Linked DNA regions of Homo sapiens: region 1 is linked to region 2. Evidence: read pairs that join two places in POLR2A ChIA-PET (ENCODE). Cell type or tissue: PC-9. All regions are shown on one strand. Each heading gives the region's core, and the rest is flanking DNA. Links, peaks and the distances in the headings are about the cores only.

The links. ChIA-PET counts read pairs that join two places held together with the same protein. Peaks named below come from ENCODE experiments on the same cell type or tissue, not always from the same donor. Only the 100,000 strongest peaks of a DNase experiment are listed, where the experiment ranks them.
Region 1: POLR2A ChIA-PET joins it to region 2 with 12 read pairs; 5 of 35 experiments call an interaction of 5 or more read pairs at or near these places.

Annotation. Positions count from the first base shown.
Region 1 is chr3:49,491,822-49,501,457 of GRCh38, reverse strand. The region is part of intron 1 of DAG1 (dystroglycan 1); the gene reads right to left. Among named protein-coding and RNA genes, the nearest start is that of DAG1, 26 kb to the right of the region's middle. In PC-9, for the core only: no CTCF peak of the experiment used is centred there; no DNase peak of the experiment used is centred there.
Region 2 is chr3:49,347,793-49,357,428 of GRCh38, reverse strand. GPX1 (glutathione peroxidase 1) reads left to right here. Exons shown (of 2, transcript NM_000581.4): 2 at 1-253. The coding sequence ends at 41. Among named protein-coding and RNA genes, the nearest start is that of GPX1, 5.7 kb to the left of the region's middle. RefSeq lists enhancers at 4,890-4,969, 7,483-7,627, a cis regulatory region at 7,546-7,563 and a silencer at 8,219-8,513. In PC-9, for the core only: no CTCF peak of the experiment used is centred there; DNase peaks (open chromatin) are centred at 4,198, 5,488, 5,768 and 6,328; H3K4me3 peaks cover 558 bases; H3K27ac peaks cover 4,192 bases.

The sequences.
Region 1 (9,636 bases), core at 1,308-9,307, 140 kb before region 2:
CAGGGATACATCTGTTGCAATCACTAATATGTGCCCAGCACTCATCCAGTGCCAGACATACACCATACACCTAATGAATGAATGGGGAGACACAGGACCTTTTTTTCAGGTTCTTCCCATCATCTTTAGTCTTTACTTCACTTATTAGATCCAGCTGATCTTTCACTATTCCAATCTCATTCTCAATTTTAAAATTCTCAGCTTATTTAAAAACAGTCAGTTATGAGACACACCCTGCCCTACCAGGAACTTAAGCTGTCTGCTATCTGCGGACACATGACGACATGGGGTGTCTGTTTCATGGGCATGACTAAGTGCTCTGCATTTAGCAGGCAGGCGATGTTCAGGGCACAACTCCAACTACTATGTGTTGGTTTTCCATGCTCTAAGGAGAAAAATTTTTTGCAACTTGGTAATAAAACACCCTTTTGTCTTTCTGATGCTGGCTTCCTATAAGCAAGGGTCATGTCTGCCTGTGCTAGGAATCTGATAGGCTGCATCCATATACTTGTATCAGAATGTCCCTCTGGAAGTTTTTTTTACACAGTCTCATACTCATACACTCAGTCATTCAGATAGAGACGCTACAGAGATCCTCCTCCTCGTGGTTCAGAGACCAAGGTCCAAACAGAGGTAAATACTCAGTCGTGGTCACATACAGCTTGGTGGCCAGAACTTGTGGGAGAAAAGAGTGCTTGGGAACCACAGAAAGATTCTGGCAAGATTCTGGCCACAGCCACCTAGTCTTCCTGACACAGCTACCCAATTTAACACCTCACACTCATTCACATTATATCCTCTAAAAGAGAGTAGGAAGTGCTCAAGGCAGCCCAAGAACATGTCTTAGCTGGATTCACCACTGGCTGACAGGAGCTACAGAAGCTCTTTTTCGAGTAGTGGGAATGGGAACCTTATTCCTCTGTGCCAGCACCCAGTGCAGTACCCACAACTGAGTCTAAGCTCTCAGCACTGCCCCAGACCCCAGACCCTGAGACTCACTGCAGATAAACACCCTCAGCCAGAAGAACCAGAGCTAGTTGGGGTAGGGCCAGTAAGTGGCTCGCATCTGCCAATGACCAGGCACTCCCTTCCTCCCAGTTGTGATATGTGGGACTCTCAAGTGATGGGCAGAAGTAAAATGTCAGGCCAGGTAGGTGCAGTGGCTCACGCCTGTAATACCAGCACTTTGGAGGCTGAGGCGGGCAGATCACGAGGTCAGGAGTTCAAGACCAGCCCGGCCAACATGGTGAAACCCCATCTCTACTAAAAATACAAAAATTAGTCGGGCATGGTGGCGGACACCTATAATCCCAGCTACTCGGGAGGCTGAGACAGGAAAATTGCTTGAACCCGGGAAGCGGAGGCTGAGACAGGAAAATTGCTTGAACCCGGGAAGCGGAGGCTACAGTGAGCCAAGATCACACCAGTGCACTCCAGACTGGGCGACAGAGCAAGATTCTGTCTCAAAAAAAAAAAAAAAGAAGAAGAAGTAAAATGTCAAGTTATCAATAATACCTAAAAGGTAGTGACCTTTGTAGCCAAAATATATTAAAGCTACCCTAGAGGCAGGTATATTTAAAGTTTATCAGATCAGTCATCAGGGATATAACTAGGAAATCAAAAACATTATACAGTAACTGGCAAGGACACCAGGCATCCAAGGGTAAGGTTCAGCAGGTAAGGATCCCACTGGCCCCTCCCATCACCACCACCAATACCATCCCCCAGGAAGATGCAACCAAAGGATGTTGCTTGGTGGGAGGAAAGGGGAGATGCCCATGAGGAGCCAGGCCCTTATGACCCCATTCTGTCCAGACAGCCTTATGGAACAGGCGGCTCTGTTCCACTCAGGCTGCCTCCCCAGAGCTATGAGTGCCCACGCACACAGGGAACTCAGTTAATAAATGCTTTCCACTCAACAGATGTGAAGAACAAATGCACATGGGGCACCAACTCAATTTGCCATAAACTTAATGTTTCCTCATCCATAGAAAAACTCACAGTGAATGAAACTTTCAGATATATATATTTTTAAGTACCTCTGTTTTTAGTTTTAAGACAGGGTCTCACTATGTTGCCCAGGCTAGTGTGCAGTGGCTATTCACAGAAACAATTATAGCTCACCAGCCTTGAACTCCCCAGTGATCCTCCTGCCTCGGCCTCCCAAATAGGAGACTACAGGCACAGGCCACTGTACCCGGCTCTGAAACTTTCACACATCTTAACCTAAAAACTCTGAAACAACAGCTCTCTATTAGTTTTTGCTTCCCAAGAATAAAAGAAAAGTTGGGAGACTCAACCCATTATTAACCACACAAAATTTGGCAGAGGTAGCCCATCCCACCACTCCTAGGAGCCCCTACTCCCAAATAGCTACGCTACCTAAAAATAGTAGTTAAGCTGTTAAATTGCTATCATTTGCCACAGTCATTAAAACATTTAAGGAATGGCCAGGTGCAGTGGCACACACCTAGAATCCCAGTACTCTGGGAGGCCGAGGTGGGCAGATTGCTTGAGCTGAGGACTTCAAGACCAGCCTGGGCAACGTGGCAAAACCCTGTTTCTACAAAAAAGTACAAAGTTCAGCCAGGCATGGTGGCGCATGCCTGTAATCACAGCTACTTGGGAGGCTGAGGTGAATGAACTGCTTGAACCCAGGATGGTGAGATTGCAGTGAGATTACAACACTGCACTCCAGCCTGGGTGACACAGCAAGAACCTATCTCAAAAAAAAAAAATTAATTAATAATAATAATAATAAAGAAAATGGGATATTCATTTTGAAACCAGATTAAAATAATAAAATACCATGTTCCTATTTTAAATGGTTTTGGAAAACATAAAAAGCAGAAATATTAACCACTTCAGGTTCAATCTAGCAAAAATCACTTTGACAAGTTAAATATTAACTGTCAGTCCAACATTAATATAAAGTTTCTGAAAGGTTAACCAGTTTAAAACTGCTCAATATCATGGCCAACAGGATGTACTCAACACAGTGGAAAACAGTGGTGTGAAGTCATTGTTTATTTGAGCTCCAAATATTAAAAAAAAAAATGGCAAATGTCTCTGCTTCTAGTTAAAAACAGGCCTTTTTGACTCCTTGGCGTCAGATGAGAAAGGTCTGAAGTCAAGTGACTGGTGAAGATTCAAGGTATCACCCTAAAATTAAAAGTGCTCAGTTCAGGGGACAGATAGGGTTTCCCTGACATGGGACAGGTTCCTACCTAAACTGCAGGCAATGTGGAAATACCACCAGTGATATGGAGGGAGCCCCAGGACCATCAGGGAGCTGGAGGACCAACCAAAGGGAGCCAGGGTCACATATACAGCAAGAGATTTAAAGGTAAAAATACGTGGGAGAAAAAATACCACCCCTGAGAGGCAAGCACTACACATTCTATCAAACATAAAAGCTACTTTGAACACTTCTCTCACTTGGAAAATTCTTACAAATTCTCACTTATCACAGATAAACAAAGGGCAGTGGCTTCTGCTGGCGGTGGTTTGGTTTTTTCCAACAAAGACAGAAGCAAAGGTTTAAAACCTAGGTATAAATCCACCCAGGTGCAGACATGTTCTAGGGAAAGGGAAGAAAAGCAAGGTTCAAAACCCAGAACAGTCATTCTCCACTGAACCATGGCTTTTAATCTGAGTAGATTTTAACATGGTACGTAATGGGGCTCACTGAAAGAATTCCTTCTACATTCCACTGAAGTCCATACACTGCGTTAAACATTATTTATTACCGAACAGTATACTTGACTTTGAAGATGGTTAAGTTTTATATTGTGTTTTTCACAATTTAAAAAGGTGGGTTTGGGGTTATTTTTATTTTTTTTTTGAGAGACAGTCTCTCAATCTATCCCCCAGGGTGGAGTACAGTGGTACAGTAATAGCTCACTGTAACCTCAAACTCCTGGGCTCAAGTGATCCTTCTGCCTCAGCCTCCCACAACTGGGACTACTGGTTCACAGCACCATGCCTGGCTCATTTTTTAATTTTTTTTTTTTTTTTTTTTGAGACGGAGTCTTGCTCTGTCACCCAGGCTGGAGTGCATCAGCACAATCTCGGCTCACTGCAACCTCCGCCTCCTGGGTTCAAGAGCTTCTCTCGCCTCAACCTCTCCAGTAGCTGGGATTATAGGTGCCCACTATGACGTCCAGCTAATTTTTGTATTTTTAGTAGGGATGGGATTTCACCATGTTAGCCAGGCTGGTCTTGAACTCCTGATCTCAGGTGATCTACCCACCTCGGCCTCCCAAAGTGCTGGGATTATAGGTGTGAACCATCATGCTCGGCCATTTTTTAGTTTTTATTTTGTAGAGACAGGGTCTCACTATGTTGCCCAGGCTGGTCTCAAACTCCTGGTTCAAACAATCCTCCTGCCTCAGCCTCCTCTAGCACTGGGACTATAGGGACAAGCCACTACAGCCAGCCCCTAAAAAAAACATTTTTAATGGTTAAGATGGTATATTAAAATATAAGCCTGGACAACATAGTGAGACCCCCATCTCTACAAAAAAAAATTTAGGCCAGGCATAGTGGCTCACACCTATAATCCCAACACTTTGGGAGGCCGAGGTGGGTGGATCACGAGATCAAGAGATGGAGACCATCCTGGCCAACATGGTGAAACCCCATCTCTACTAAAAATACAAAAATTAGCTGGGTGTTGTGGTGCATGCCTGTAGTCCCAGCTACTCAGGAGGCTGACACAGGAGAACTGCTTGAACTTGGGAGGTAGAGGTTGCAGTGAGCCGAGATTGTGCCAAAAAAAAAAAGAAAAAAAAATTTAGGCCGGGCACAGTGGCTCATGCCTGTAATCCCAGCACTCTGGGAGGCCAAGGCAGGCGGATCACAAGGTCAGGAGTTCAAGACCAGCCTGGCCAATATGGTGAAACCCTGTCTCTACTAAAAATACAAAAAAAAATTAGCCAGGCGCAGTGGCACACGCCTGTAATCCCAGCTACTCAGGAGGCTAAGGCAGCAGAATTGCTTGAACCTGGGAGGTGGAGGTTGTGGTGAGCCGAGATCGCGCCACTGCACTCCAGTCTGGGCGACAGAGTGAGACTCCATCTCAAAAAAAAAAAAAAAAAAAAAAGTTAAAAATTTAAAAAATTGGCCAAGTACGTAGGCATGGACCTGTAGTCCCAGCTACTTGGCCTGAGGTGGGAGGACTGCTTGAGCCTGGGAGGTTGAGGCTGCCATGAGCCATGACTCCACCACTGTGCTCCAGCCTGGGTGACAAAGCAAAATAAATAAATAAATACACCATCTTTATGTTATGTATATTTTGCCACAATATTTTAGAAAACATTACTTAGTTACACCAATTAGACTTCAGAAGAAAATACTTTAGGAGGCTTTTAGGGGCATATCCCCGTGATGACATGGTCCAGTACTTTAATCACCAGTGCCCAGGTAAGACACTGAAGACAGAAAAGGATAAACTGAGGCCAAAGATAAGGACCAGGCCAAACCATCCATTTGGGGTTTTTTTTTTTCTGTTTTTTTGTTTTTGTTTTTGTTTTTTTGAGACGGAGTCTCGCTCTGTCGCCCAGGCTGGAGTGCAAGTGGCACGATCTCGGCTCACTGCAAACTCTGCCTTCCGGGTTCAAGCAATTCTCCTGCCTCAGCCTCCTGAGTAGCTGGGGTTACAGGTGCCTGCCACCACGCCCAGCTAATTTTTGTATTTGTAGTACAGACAGGGTTTCACCGTATTGGCCAGGCTGGTCTCGAACTCCTGACATTGTGATCCGCTCGCCTCAGCCTCCCAAAGTGCTGGGATTACAGGCATGAGCCACTGTGCCCGGCCCTAACTGTCCATTTGGCTGCAGCAGCTAGAGTAGGAGGTGGAGAGGTGGTGGGGGAATAAGTCTGAGAGGTGGGTGGCCAGCCTCAGCAGAATCCAAGTGGGAATGAATTACCACACCCTTGCACCCGCGTTGCATCAAAAAATGCAATTAAAGCAAACTACAATTCTCTGAAGACAGCCCAACAATTAACACTTCAGCACATGTTTACCAACTACCTACCCTGTGCTAGGTGTGAGGCTTTATTTGCTATAGATGCAGTCTTTCCAAGTTTCACACAAAAATATTCAATTAAGATTTATATACATTACTAAATCAGGAAACACAAGTGGTAACAAACCAAGTATTTATACTAATACATTATAAACAGACATTTTCCAAGTGCTTACTCTAATAGAAACTGAAAGTTGCCTTCTGACTTCCCCAAACTCCCCCTGGCTATCCCATCCCCTCACCAACTCAGTACAAAGGTACAGTGGGGCTACCCTGTGGGGGCTGGATGATCAGTGTCTACTGGGGGTCAAGGCTGGATGCCAATGGTTCCCTTGAGAGAAAAGGGGGAGAAGAGGTCCACTGCAGGGGTCTTGACAGCATTGACTCTGCTGCTTTCTCTCCCAGTAGATGCCTGGCACCAAGCAGGTACTCAGCAGATGCCCACAGAGTACAGGAAAGGAAATTCCACTAAATCCCCTAAATAATTCCCCAAGCAGCCAAGCGCCGGTGGCTCACACCTGTAATCCCAGCACTTTGGGAGGCTGAGGCGGGTGGATCACAAGGTCAAGAGATCGAGACCATCCTGGCTAACATGGTGAAACCCCGTCTCTACTAAAAATACAAAAATTAGCTGGGCGTGGTGGCAGGCACCTGTAGTCCCAGCTACTCGGGAAGCTGAGGCAGGAGAATCGTTTGAACCTGTGAGGCGGAGGTTGCAGTGAGCCAAGATCACGCCACTGCACTCCAGCCTGGATGACAGTGCAAGACTCTGTCTCCAAAAAAAAAAAAATAATAATAATAATTCACCAAGCATAAAGGCAATGATCACTTGATTTCACACTTTGAAGTTCAATGCTGAGCTTTCTGGTATTTTTTCCATTACACTACGAAAGATTAAAAATAAGTGCCATAGCTCAAAATTAATATGCTAATCTAGCAATGATGAATTAAATTTAGAAAAAGTGTGCTGGCTGGTGGCCTTTCTGACCTAATTGGCCAATTAGACTCCAAAACAGAGGAGTGAGGCGAAATGTCAGGGAAGCTCCAGGCAACCCAGCCCTTGACCCTGCCAGCAGCCCCTGTAATAAAGGCCTGGGACCCTAAGCACAATGCCTCAGGAGCCAAACAGGTATGTGGGAATTCTGGCATATTCACTGCAGAATATTTATCTAGGCAAATGCTTCAATCTTCAGTGTTTAAAGTGGTGACTTGCTTTTAGCCACATTCTTGTTTTTGGCTACATTCTTAATGCTCAACCATCAAAAATATTTCACCCATGCCAGGAACTGCCATATCAACACACTGTGTTTATAAAAGAACAAGACAAAACTACCACCCACTCCCTTTGCTCAGGTTTTCCTTCCTGCTAACAGAATTCCTTCCCTCCCACAGATGGTTCTAATTGGCCCTTTTACCTGCTTCAGCCTTGCCACAGCTACAAATTCTAAAAAATCACAAACTTCTCTGACGTACTTCCAAAAGCTAGAGCAGAAGAGCCAAAAGACATTCTTCCATTCTCGCAATCCCTGCTCTGCAAAGCTACAGCCATTCTATGACCAGTGAAATGGTGGGCCAGGCCAACACTATGGACAGGGATGCCCACCACATCTGACTTCAGAATCAGGCTTGCATAGAGGTGCATCAGAAAGCACCAGTTCCCAGTGACCTGGTGAACGCAAGGCTCCTGGGCTAGGCCCCACTAGCTCCCACATTGCTGGCCTTCCCCAGCAAAGGATGTTGGGCTGCTTGTTAAAGACCACAGCACATACCTGGAGATATGTCCAGTTCAGGCTCTTCTATACAAAGTAAAATCAAGTAAATCCATTACTCTCAAGCGCTTTCCTCCTCCTCAAAACTTCAAGGGATCCTCAGAGGCTGTCAGCCACACAGAATTTACACCCAGATTAACAAGACTGAAGAAATCCTTAAAGATGCCCTTGCTCTCAGCTTCTTCTGTCTCCATCTCTTTTCTGTGATCTTTGATCATTCTCTCAGCACACAGGAAAAAGTGGGATTCCATTCCATACTAATTATTTGGAAATTAATTCTTGCATTTTAGAACCCAAGGATTAAAAATGAAAAGCAGGCAAGGCACAGTGGTTCATGCCTGTAATCCTAGCACTTTGGTAGGCTAAGGTTGATGGATTGCTTGAGCCCAGGAGTTTGAAATCAGCCTGGGCAACACAGGGAGACTCTGTCTCTACAAAATATGAAAAAATTGGCTGAGTGTGGTGACGCATGCCTATAATCTGAGCTACTCAGCTACTGAGGTGGGAGGATCGCTTGAGCCTGGGAGGTTGAGGTTGCAGTGAGCCATGATCATGCCACTGCACTCCCGCCTGGGTGACTGAGCAAGACCCTGTCGTCTCAAAAAAAAAAAAAAAAAAAAAAAGAATAAAAATAATGATTTGCACAAAGATGGGAAAGAAATTCTGCAGGGCATTTATGTGCTCACATTAGAAGCCAACTGAAGATACATGAGAAATGAAGATAAAGCATCTGAAGAATTAAGCTGTGGGTTGGTGGGATCTCCATCCGCCTGAACTGTAGGAGTCAATCCATGCCTGAGTAGCCCAACCTGGAAATTCAGGAGATCCCAGGGCTATCTGGAAGAAGAACACACCTTCCATGCATCAGCAGATTAAGGCCACCACTGAAAAGTACCTTGGAGCTGCTACTCCACCTCCCCATCCAGTACTTAAAAATATATAAATTATAACAGCACCCTTTTGATAAGATGGAAGATCTCCTGCATTTATCTCTTTTTAAATTTTCCTTTAAAGATGCAGGGTCTCACTCTGTTACCTGGGCTGGAGTGCAATGACACGATGATGGCTCACTGCAGCCTCACCCTCCCAGGCTCAATTGATCCTCCTACCTCAGCCTCCCAAATAGCTGGGATTACAAACATGGCACCACCACACTTGGCTAATTTTTTATCTTTTGTAGAGATGGGGCCTTACCACGTTGCCCAGGCTGGTCTCAAATTCCTAGGCTCAAGCAATTCTCCCACCTCAGCCTCCTAAAATGCTGGGATTACAGGCATAAACCACCACATCCAGTCCAAATCATTATTTCAACTGGCAGCTAACTACTTAAAGGTCTTATTTTGTAAATAAAACATTTATTTTATGTATTGTTATGTATCTGTCCAGTGAATCTTAAATCAAAAGTTCTGTGGTCTTAAGAATAGACTTGGAGCCAGGCGGGGTACGGTGGCTCACGCCTGTAATCCCAGCACTTTAGGAGGCCAAGGCAGGCAGATCACAAGGCCAGGAGTTCGAGAACAGCCTGACCAACATGGTGAAACCCTGTCTCTACTAAAAATACAAAAATTAGCTGGGCTTGGTGGCCCATGCCTATAATCCCAGTTATTCAGGAGGCTGAGGCAGAAGAATTGCTTGAACCCGGGAGGCAGAGGTCGCAGGGAGCCGAGATCTCACCACTGCACTCCAGCCTGGGCAACAAAGTGAGACTCCGTCTCAAAAAAAAAAAAAAGAATAGACTTGGGGCCAGGCGAGGCAGCTCACGCCTGTAATCCCAGTACTCTGGGAGGCCAAGGCGGGAGGATCACTTGAGGTCAGGAGTTTGAGACCAGACTGGCCAA
Region 2 (9,636 bases), core at 533-8,532:
ACATCGAAGCCCTGCTGTCTCAAGGGCCCAGCTGTGCCTAGGGCGCCCCTCCTACCCCGGCTGCTTGGCAGTTGCAGTGCTGCTGTCTCGGGGGGGTTTTCATCTATGAGGGTGTTTCCTCTAAACCTACGAGGGAGGAACACCTGATCTTACAGAAAATACCACCTCGAGATGGGTGCTGGTCCTGTTGATCCCAGTCTCTGCCAGACCAAGGCGAGTTTCCCCACTAATAAAGTGCCGGGTGTCAGCAGAACTGTGTGTATGTCCTGTGTCATTGTCATTTGGGAATTCTTTTTCTTTTCTTTTTTTTTTTTTTTTTTTGAGACGGAGTTTTTTGCTCTATTGCCCAGGCTGGAGTGCAGTGGCGCAATCTAGGCTCACTGCAAGCTCCGCCTCCCGGGTTCACGCCATTCTCCTGCCTCAACCTCCTGAGTAGCTGGGACTACAGGTGCCTGCCACCACGCCCGGCTAATTTTTTGTATTTTTAGTAGAGACAGGGTTTCACCGTGTTAGCCAGGATGGTATCGATCTCCTGACCTCGTGATCCACCCGCCTCGGCCTCCCAAAGTGCTGGGATTACAGGTATGAGCCACCGCACCCGGCCTGGCGATACTTTTTCTAACCTCATTGTCATAGTGGTGGGAACTTAATCCTCCTTCCCTTATCCTAGCCAAGTCTGAACTTTCTGTCCTTTTGTCTGCAGCGTGTAGGATCCACTCTTTCCTTTGTGGGAAGTCTGGCTCCTGGCCTGCATTTCTGCCTTCACCAGAACATGCAAAGGGCCATCTCAAGACCCAGTTACAACAAAGTCCTTACTTCAAAAAAGACACAAGGCAATGGTTGACTGCCTAACTCAAATGATAGACTTCTGACTACTTGCTGCACGCTGAAATGACTGTCACAAAATAACATGAGCCCCCACTCACATTTGGAGTCATGGCCTCTCCAATTGTTAGGTCCACACAATCCCATTTTACACGGAAGCTCATGCAATGTTATAAATTCTGTTATCTGGCTAGATCTTTCCATGTTGCTACCAAGTGCCTGTATCTGCTGTGACGATGATCTTACAAGTTTCTGCCTCATATATTCAAGAGTGAGAAAACTATAATTTAACTGGCCCTTCTGACTATGCCCTGCCCAACACTTAACGTGCAATTAATTGCACATTCAGGCCCAGGATAAGGGCTTGTCTTTGAAGCCAGCTGCTGCTTCTCGGGCACCACTCAGGTCCAGCCTCTCCATCTGTTGACCCTGCTGCCAATAATCTTTAATTTTTTTTTTTTTTTTTTTTTTTTTGAGACAGTCTTGCTCTGTTGCGCAGGCTGGAGTGCAGTGGTGTAATCTCGGCTCACTGCAAGCTCCGCCTCCCGGGTTCACGCCATTCTGCCTCAGCCTCCCGAGTAGCTGGGACTACAGGCGCCCGCCACCACGCCCGGCTAATTTTTTTCTGTTTTTTAGTAGACGGGGTTTCACCGTGTTAGCCAGGATGGTCTCGATCTCCTGACCTCGTGATCCACCCGCCTTGGCCTCCCAAAGTGCTGGGATTACAGGCTTGAGCAGCAATAATCTTTCAAGACAGATTTGGAGCCATTTCCTAACGCAGTGCAGGGGACTGCAGGGCCTGGGTGTAGCTTCCGCTTGTGCAAACAGGTACCCAGAGACATGGTAGTGCTGTTCACCCGCTGACTGTGGACCAGAGGTTCTGGAGTCCCAGCATTTGTGTTCAAATTCGTGACTCAAGGTCCTTCTTAGTCTGAACCAACTCTCAAGGACTTTTCCTCTTGCCCTAAGCAGTGATCTTTGCTGCTGCTTTCCCCCTTTGTCTGCCCTTAGGTCACTAAGGATTGTAGGGCCTTCTGGACCTGCTCTGGCTCCATCCTGAGAACTCCTGAACAGGCCCACCTCCCTCTGGTTCTCTCTGCCCCAGCCTTTGAGTCCCCCTTGGGGTGACCCAGGTAGAACTATCAGCTTCCCCTTTGGACCTCACTCTACTTGTGTTGTTCCTTGGAACTCTCAGGAGTCTCACTCTTGCCCAGGCTGGGGTGCAGTGGCATGATCTCAGCTCACTGCAGCCTCCACCTCCCAAGTTTAAGCGATTCTCCTGCCTCAGCCTCCCCAGTGGCTGGGATTACAGGTGCCTACCACCATGCCTGGCTACTTTTTAATATTTTTAGTAGAGATGGGATTTCGCCATGTTGGCCAGGCTGGTCTCAAACTCCTGACCTCAGGTGATCTGCCTGCCTAGGCCTCCCAAAGTGCTGGGATTACAGGCGTGAGCCACTGCGCCCTGCCAGAATGGAATGTTATTATATTAATAGATCAATATTTGTGATGAATATCATATGCCGGGCCCTGTGGGCCCTGAGATGGCTAGCCCCTGTACCCCTCCTAGACTGTTAACTTCTGGGGAAGAAGATTAGTCATTCATAAATGCAATCAAGGCTCCTGAGTGGCCATTCATGGACGCTCACGCCTATAATCCCAGCATTTTATAATCCCAAGTAATCCGAGGAGGGCAGATCACTTGAGGCAAGGAGTTGGAGACCAGCCTGACCGACATGGTGAAACCCCCGTCTCTACTAAAAATACAAAAATTAGCCAGGTGTGGTGTCGGGCGCCTGTAATCCCAACTACTCTGGAGGCTGAGGCAGGGAGAATTGCCTGAACCTGGGAGGCGGAGGTTGCAGTGAGCCGAGATTGCGCTATTACACTTTAGCCTGGGCAACAGAGCGAGACACTTTCTCAAAAAAAAAAAAAAAAAAAAAAAAAAAATCCACTCAAATGGTACCAAGGCTTTTTGACATTTGTAGACTTCAAATCTGACTCCTGGAATGGAGAATAGCAACCTGTAAATCTGGGTGGACCCAGATTGCCTGTGACCCCTAATGTCCTACATGTCTCTTCCCCAAAAGCACTTTGCTCCCTCATTCATTCATAATCCAGTCCTGTGCCGTGTGCTCTGCCAGGTGCCTGAAGAAGTCAGAAGGACAGTATATAATTATCAAAAAAGCATGTTTTGTGCTTTGAGAATAGGAAAAAAAGACAAGAAAAAAATTGTGCACCTTACACTAGTTAAAAAAAAAGAATAGGCCGGGTGCGGTGGCTCACGCCTGTAATCCCAGCACTTTGGGAGGCCGAGGCGGGCGGATCACGAGGTCAGGAGATCGAGACCATCCTGGCTAACAAGGTGAAACCCCGTCTCTACTAAAAAAATACAAAAAATTAGCCGGGCGTGGTGGCGGGCACCTGTAGTCCCAGCTACTCGGGAGGCTGAGGCAGGAGAATGGCGTGAACCCGGGAAGCGGAGCTTGCAGTGAGCCGAGATTGCGCCACTGCAGTCCGCAGTCCGACCTGGGCGACAGAGCGAGACTCCGTCTCAAAAAAAAAAAAAAAAAAAAAGAATAAAGAAGAGGACCAGGCCCAGTAGGGAGGCTCATGCATGCCTCCTGGAAAAAGTGACAGTGAGGCTGGGTGCGGTGGCTCACACCTGTGATCCCAGTACTTTGGGAGGCCAAGGTGGGCAGATGGCTTGATGGCTTGAGGTCAGGAGTTTGAGATGAGCCTGCCCAACACGGCGAAACCACGTCTCTATTAAAAATATGATAATTAGCTGGGCGTGGTGGCGGGCACCTGTAATCCCAGCTACTCAAGAGTCTGAAGCAGGAGAATCACTTGAACCCAGGAGGTGGAGGTTGCAGTGAGCCGAGATGGTATCACTGCACTCCAGCCTGGGCAACAGAGCAAGACTCCATCTCAAAAAGAAAAAGTGGCTGGGCGCGGTGGCTCACACCTGTAATCCCAGCACTTTGGGAGGCCAAGGTGGGCGGATGACAAGGTCAGGAGATCGAGACCATCCTGGCTAACACGGTGAAACCCTATCTCCACTAAAAATACAAAAAATTAGCTGGGCGTGGTGGCGAGCACCTGTAGTCCCAGCTACTCGGGAGGCTGAGGCAGGAGAATGGCGTGAACCTGGGGGGCGGAGCTTGCAGTGAGCCGAGATTGCACCACTGCACTCTAGCCTGGGTGACAGAGCGAGACTCCCTCTCAGAGAAAAAAAAAAAATTGAGACTGAAAAGAAGTCAAGAAGCAGTTGGTTAAAGAATAAGCTGATGGCGGGTGAGCAGGCAGGGAGTATAGTGTGTGAGATCCTGAGATGGGAAGGTGGCATTCTTGACTAAGTCAGCAACAGGAGGAGCAGGTTTTGGGGGTAGGTGGATGTGTTCAGATTCAGCTATACTGCATTAGACATCCAGACAGAGGTATCTGGGGCAGGCAGTTACAAGAGGCGCAGAAGAAGAGAATGTTGAAAGGCAATGGTCTAGCCACGGGAGCAGTAGCCACTGGAGAGGATGAGGTCACGTGGGGAAAGTGGCAAGAAAAAGATTAGGGGACCTGGGCCTGAGGCCTATAGATTCACAATCCTTCCAGATGAGATGGCAGAGAGAAATAGCTGGGGAGGAACAAGGTTGGAGCAAGGAGCCAAGGGAAGGGACAGTTCCTAAAGAATAGTTAGCTGGAACCCATGCTTCTGGACTGCCTGCAGTCTCGGGGCAGCTGGAACCAAAGCTAGAAAGCCATGTGTCTAGGAGGTACCAGGTCCTATTCTAGGAGATGAATATACAGTGCCCAGGAGTCACCCAGGTACTTGTGAAAATATATGTTCCACAACCCACCTCCAGAGACACCAAAGTGGAAAGTCTAGGGACCTAGGGTCCTACTCAGTGTTCTACCAGCTGGACCTGTGAGAAGAGACATCCCACTTCAACTCTCCCCTTTCCTGTACAGGGTCAATGTGGCCTAGGCCACACTCTCTGGTTAGGCTACAGGATAGGAACCCAGAACTTTCCAATAAACTCCAACTTCTCTCCAGGATGCCTGGTGATTGACCCCTCCTTGCCCCATGCCACCCCCACCATCTCAGTTTATGCCTTGGACTACGAGTGAAGGGAACTTTTTTTGGTTTCCCCTGAAATTACTCAGCTTCAGTAAAGGGAACTTCTGAACTCCCAGTATGCCTGATCCTGGCTGGAGAACATTTCTCCTCAGACTTTAAGCTGTATGCCTCCTCTCTCAACTAGAAGTCATTTCTTTCTTTTTTTTTTTTTGACAGGGAGTCTCGCTCTATTGCCCAGGCTGGAATGCAGTGGTGCAATTTCAGCTCACTCCAACCTGTCTCCCGGGTTCAAGCAATTCTCCTGCCTCAGCCTCCTGAGTACCCGAGACTAATTTTTTTGTATTTTTAGTAGAGGCAGGGTTTCACCATGTTGGCCAGGCTGGTCTTGGACTCCTGACTTCAAATGATCCACCCACCTGGGCCTCCCAAAGTGCTGGGATTACAGGCGTGAGCCACCATGCCCGGCCAGTCCTTTCTAACTCTCTCTTCTCCAGGAAGTTTCAGAGTAAAGCCAGTTAAGACTTCACTGTCTTCCCCCAACACACACAGACACACTCTCACACATACACATTCTTTTCATTCAACCATGCAACTGCTGCTGCTCTGACTGGTACCCACCCCACCCCATTGTGAATCAGCAGCTCAAATAAACAAGTAAAAGAGTAGAAATCACATTCAGCCTATGTGAAGTCCTGGCTTTAAAAGCAGAAATGGCTGCAGAGCATTGCTTGCACAGAAAACACATACAGCATTTAGGCCACTGACCTAGGTTCAGAAACTTCCATTTCAGCAGTTCTTACAGAAGGGCTGCTTTTGGGGTTTTTTTTCAAACATTAAATCTGATAAAATTAGGTCAGGCATTTCTTGCACAATTAGCAGTTGATCAAATGACTTCCTTATTCTGACTCAACGTAGTCCTAAAAACAACATTTAAAACAAGTTTATTTTCAGGCTCAGTGCAGTGGCTCACACCTATAATCCAAGCACTTTGGGAGGCTAAGGTGGGCAGATTGTTTGAGCTCAGGAGTTTGAGAACAGCCTGGGCAACATGGCGAAACACTGTTTCTACAAAAAAATACTGGCCAGGCAAGGTGGCTCATGCTTGTAATCCCAGCACTTTGGGAGGAAAAGGCGGGTGGATCATGAGGTCAGGAGTCCAGCCAATATGGTGAAACCCCGTCTCTACTAAAAATACGAAAATAAGCTGGGCATGGTGGTGTGCACCTATAGTCCCAGCTGCTCCAGAGGCTGAGGCAGGAGAATCGCTTAAACCTGGGAGGTGGAGGTTGCAGTGAGCTGAGATTGGGCCACTGCACTCCAGCCTGGGTAACAGAGCAAGACTCTGTCTCAAAAAAAAAAAAAAAAAAAAAAAGAGCCAAGCTTTGTGGCACATGACTGTGGTACCAGCCAGCTACTTGGGCAGCTGAGGTCAGAACATTGCTTAAGCCCAGGAGATCGAGGCTGCAGTGAGCTGATTGCGCCACTGTACTCCAGCCTGGAAGACAGAGTGAGACCCTGTCTCAAAATAAATAAAACAAGTTTATTTTCAGAAAAGCATTCCTGGCCTGATAAGTCTAATAAATCTCTTACATTTTAACTTTTGGATAAGATAGAGTAAAAAGTACTGGCTAAAGATCTCCCCAAGGGGCCAGGCATGGTTGCATGTACCTGTAGTCCCATCTACTCAGGAGGCTGAGGTGGGGGGAATCACTTGAGCCCAGAGGGTCAAGGCTGCAGTGAACTGAGATTGTGCCACTTCACTCCAGCCTGTGCGACTCCAGCCTGGGCTGTCTCAAAATAAACAAACAAAAAACCCCCCAAAAAACCAACCTGGCCAACATGGTGAAACCTTGTCTCTACCAAAAAATACAAAAATTAGACGAGTGTGAGGCGGGCGGATCATTTGAGGTCAGGAGTTTGAGATCAGCCTGGCCAACATGGTCAAACCCTATCTCTACTAAGAATACAAAAATTAGCTGGGCATAGTGGTGCCCTCCTGTAATCCCAGCTACTTGGGAGGCTGAGGTAGGAGAATTGCTTGAACCTGGGAGATCGAGGTTGCAGAAGCCAAGATTGTGCCACTGCACTCCAGTCTAGGTGACAGAGTGAGACTCCATCTCAAAAACAGAAACAAAATTAGTCGCACATGGTGGCGTGTGCCTGTAGTCCCAGCTACTTGGGAGGCTGAGGTGGGTGACTCGCTTGAACCCAGGAGGCGGAGGTTGCAGTGAGCTGAGATTGTGCCACTGCCCTCCAGCCTGGGCAACAGAGACAGACCCTGTCTCAAAAAAAAAAAAAAATTTTTTTCCCAAGAAAACACAGCATGGGTTTATAAAGAGCAGGCCATGATCCCTATCAGAGTACTCTGAATTGACATGTTTTTGTTACTGCACTCACGAAGTAAGCGGGAAGAGTATGCATTCACATACAGGTGTGACACACCTGGGCGGGCACTGAAATAAAGCCCAGCTCCAGCCAGCCACAGAGATTAATGGGTATCTGCCTCACATCAGACACTGACTGATTGGGAGCTGAGGGGGACAAATGTCAGAAGTCCTTGTCCAAGAAATGAGGTCTCATAGGCCTTGGCCCTGAAATGGTGTAATTCTCACTGCCTCTCAGAGAGGCTGTGTACAGAGACATTGCTTATCTCTACTCAACAGCCATTCCCAAGTCCTTCCTCCTGGCTGGCTGGCAGAATCTACTTTCCTGCTGTAAAGATAGGGGCAGGTGACCTAATCTTGGCTATGAAGAGATGCAGAGGCTCCTGGGAAAGCCCCCATGATCCCAGGAAACAGGATCTTGTTTCCTCTCTCCCTTCTCACTGGTGGGTGTTGTTGAGGGTACCCAAAATTCTGGGAGCAAGGCAGCCACGTTGGAGCTTTGAAGGCAAAGAACTAGAAGGCCCCAGATAAACAAACTGATGTCTTTCAGCTTTGACCTTCCCAAGAACTCAACTCCAGACGTGTCATGTGAAAAAACAAGAACCACCAAATAGGTGGGCCAATTGCTGCTGGGGATTCTGTTAGTTGCATCTAGAAGCATTGAGACTGACATGACATGACAGTGGTGTACTGGGCAGGGGTGCTAGGCAACTTGTTGGCCCTAACTGGCTGGCAGAATATTTTCCTAGCCAGCCTTACCTGTTGTAAATGTAAGGGCAGGTGACCTGATCTTGGCTGTGAAGAGACGCAGAGGCTCCTGGGAGACCCACTTTTAGTGCCCCTCACAGGTCCAGTGTAATTGTGGCCCTCAAGACCAGTAGAGGAGACCACAAAGCAAGCCCACTTGATCCAAATTCCTAGAGCTCTAGCAGCATTCAGGAACACATGTAGCTTACCCTCAGTGGTGTCCTACAGTTCTGAAGACCACCTGGCTTCATAGGGAAGCAAGTGAAGGGAATCTAAATCTCCCTGCAGCAGAATACCCCAGTCACCTTTGTCCCCAGCACATGACTGTGTGTGTGTGCATGTACATGTGAGTGAATCTAAAGTCCAGGTCTCATGCCAGGTACAGTGGCTCACGCCTATAATCCCAGCACTTTGGGAGGCCGAGGCAGGTGGATCACCTGAGGTAAGAAGTTCAAGACCAGTCTGGCCAACATCCAACATGGCAAAACCACATATCTTTTTCTTTTCTTTTTCTTTTTTTTTTTTGGAGTTTTGCTCTTGTTGCACAGGCTGGAGTGCAGTGGTGTGATCTCGTCTCACTGCAACCTCCACCTCCCAGGTTCAAGTGATTCTCCTGACTCAGGCTCCTGAGTAGCTGGGATTACAGGCGTCTGCCACCATGCCTGGCTAATTTTTTGTGTTTTTAGTAGAGATGGAATTTCACTATGTTGGCCAGGCTGGTCTTGAACTCCTGACTTCAGGTGATCCACCCGCCTCATCCTCCCAAAGTTATAGGGTTACAGGCGTGAGCCACCACGCCTGGCCTGGCGAAACCACATCTCTACAAAAAATACAAAAAAAAATTAGCTGTGTGTGGTGGCGCACGCCTGTAGTCCCCAGCTACTGGGGAGGCCGAGGCATGAGAATTGCTTGAACCCAGGAAGTGGAGGTTGCAGCGAGCCGAGATTGTGCCACTGCACTACAACCTGCGTGACAAAGTGAGACTCTGTCAAACACACACAAAAAAAAGTAATAAAAAAAATAGGCCGGGCATGGTGGCTCACGCCTGTAATCCCAGCACTTTGAGAGGCTGAGGCCGGCAGATCACCAGGTCAGGAGATCGAGACCATCTTGGCTAACATGGTGAAACCCCATCTCTACTAAACAAAATACAAAAAATGAGCCGGGCGTGGTGGCGGGAGCCTGTAGTCCCAGCTCCTCGGGAGGCTGAGGCAGGAGAATGGCAGGAGCCTGCGAGGCGGAGCTTGCAGTGAGCAGAGATGGCGCCACTGCACTCCAGCCTGGGCAACAGAGCGAGACTCTGTCTCAAAAAAAATAAATAAATAAAAAAATAAAGTCGGCTGTGTGGGGTGGCTCACGCCTGTAATCCCAGCACTTTGGGAGGCCGAGGCGGGCAGATCATGAGGTCAGGAGTTCAAGGCCAACCTGGCTAACACAGTGAAACCCTATCTCTACTAAAAATACAAAAAAAAAAAAAAAATTAGCTGGGCGTGGTGTCAGGTGCCTGTAGTCCCAGCTACTCAGGAGGCTGAGGCAGGAGAATGGCATGAACCCGGGAGGCGGAGCTTACAGTGAGCCAAGATTGCGCCACTGTGCTCCAGCCTG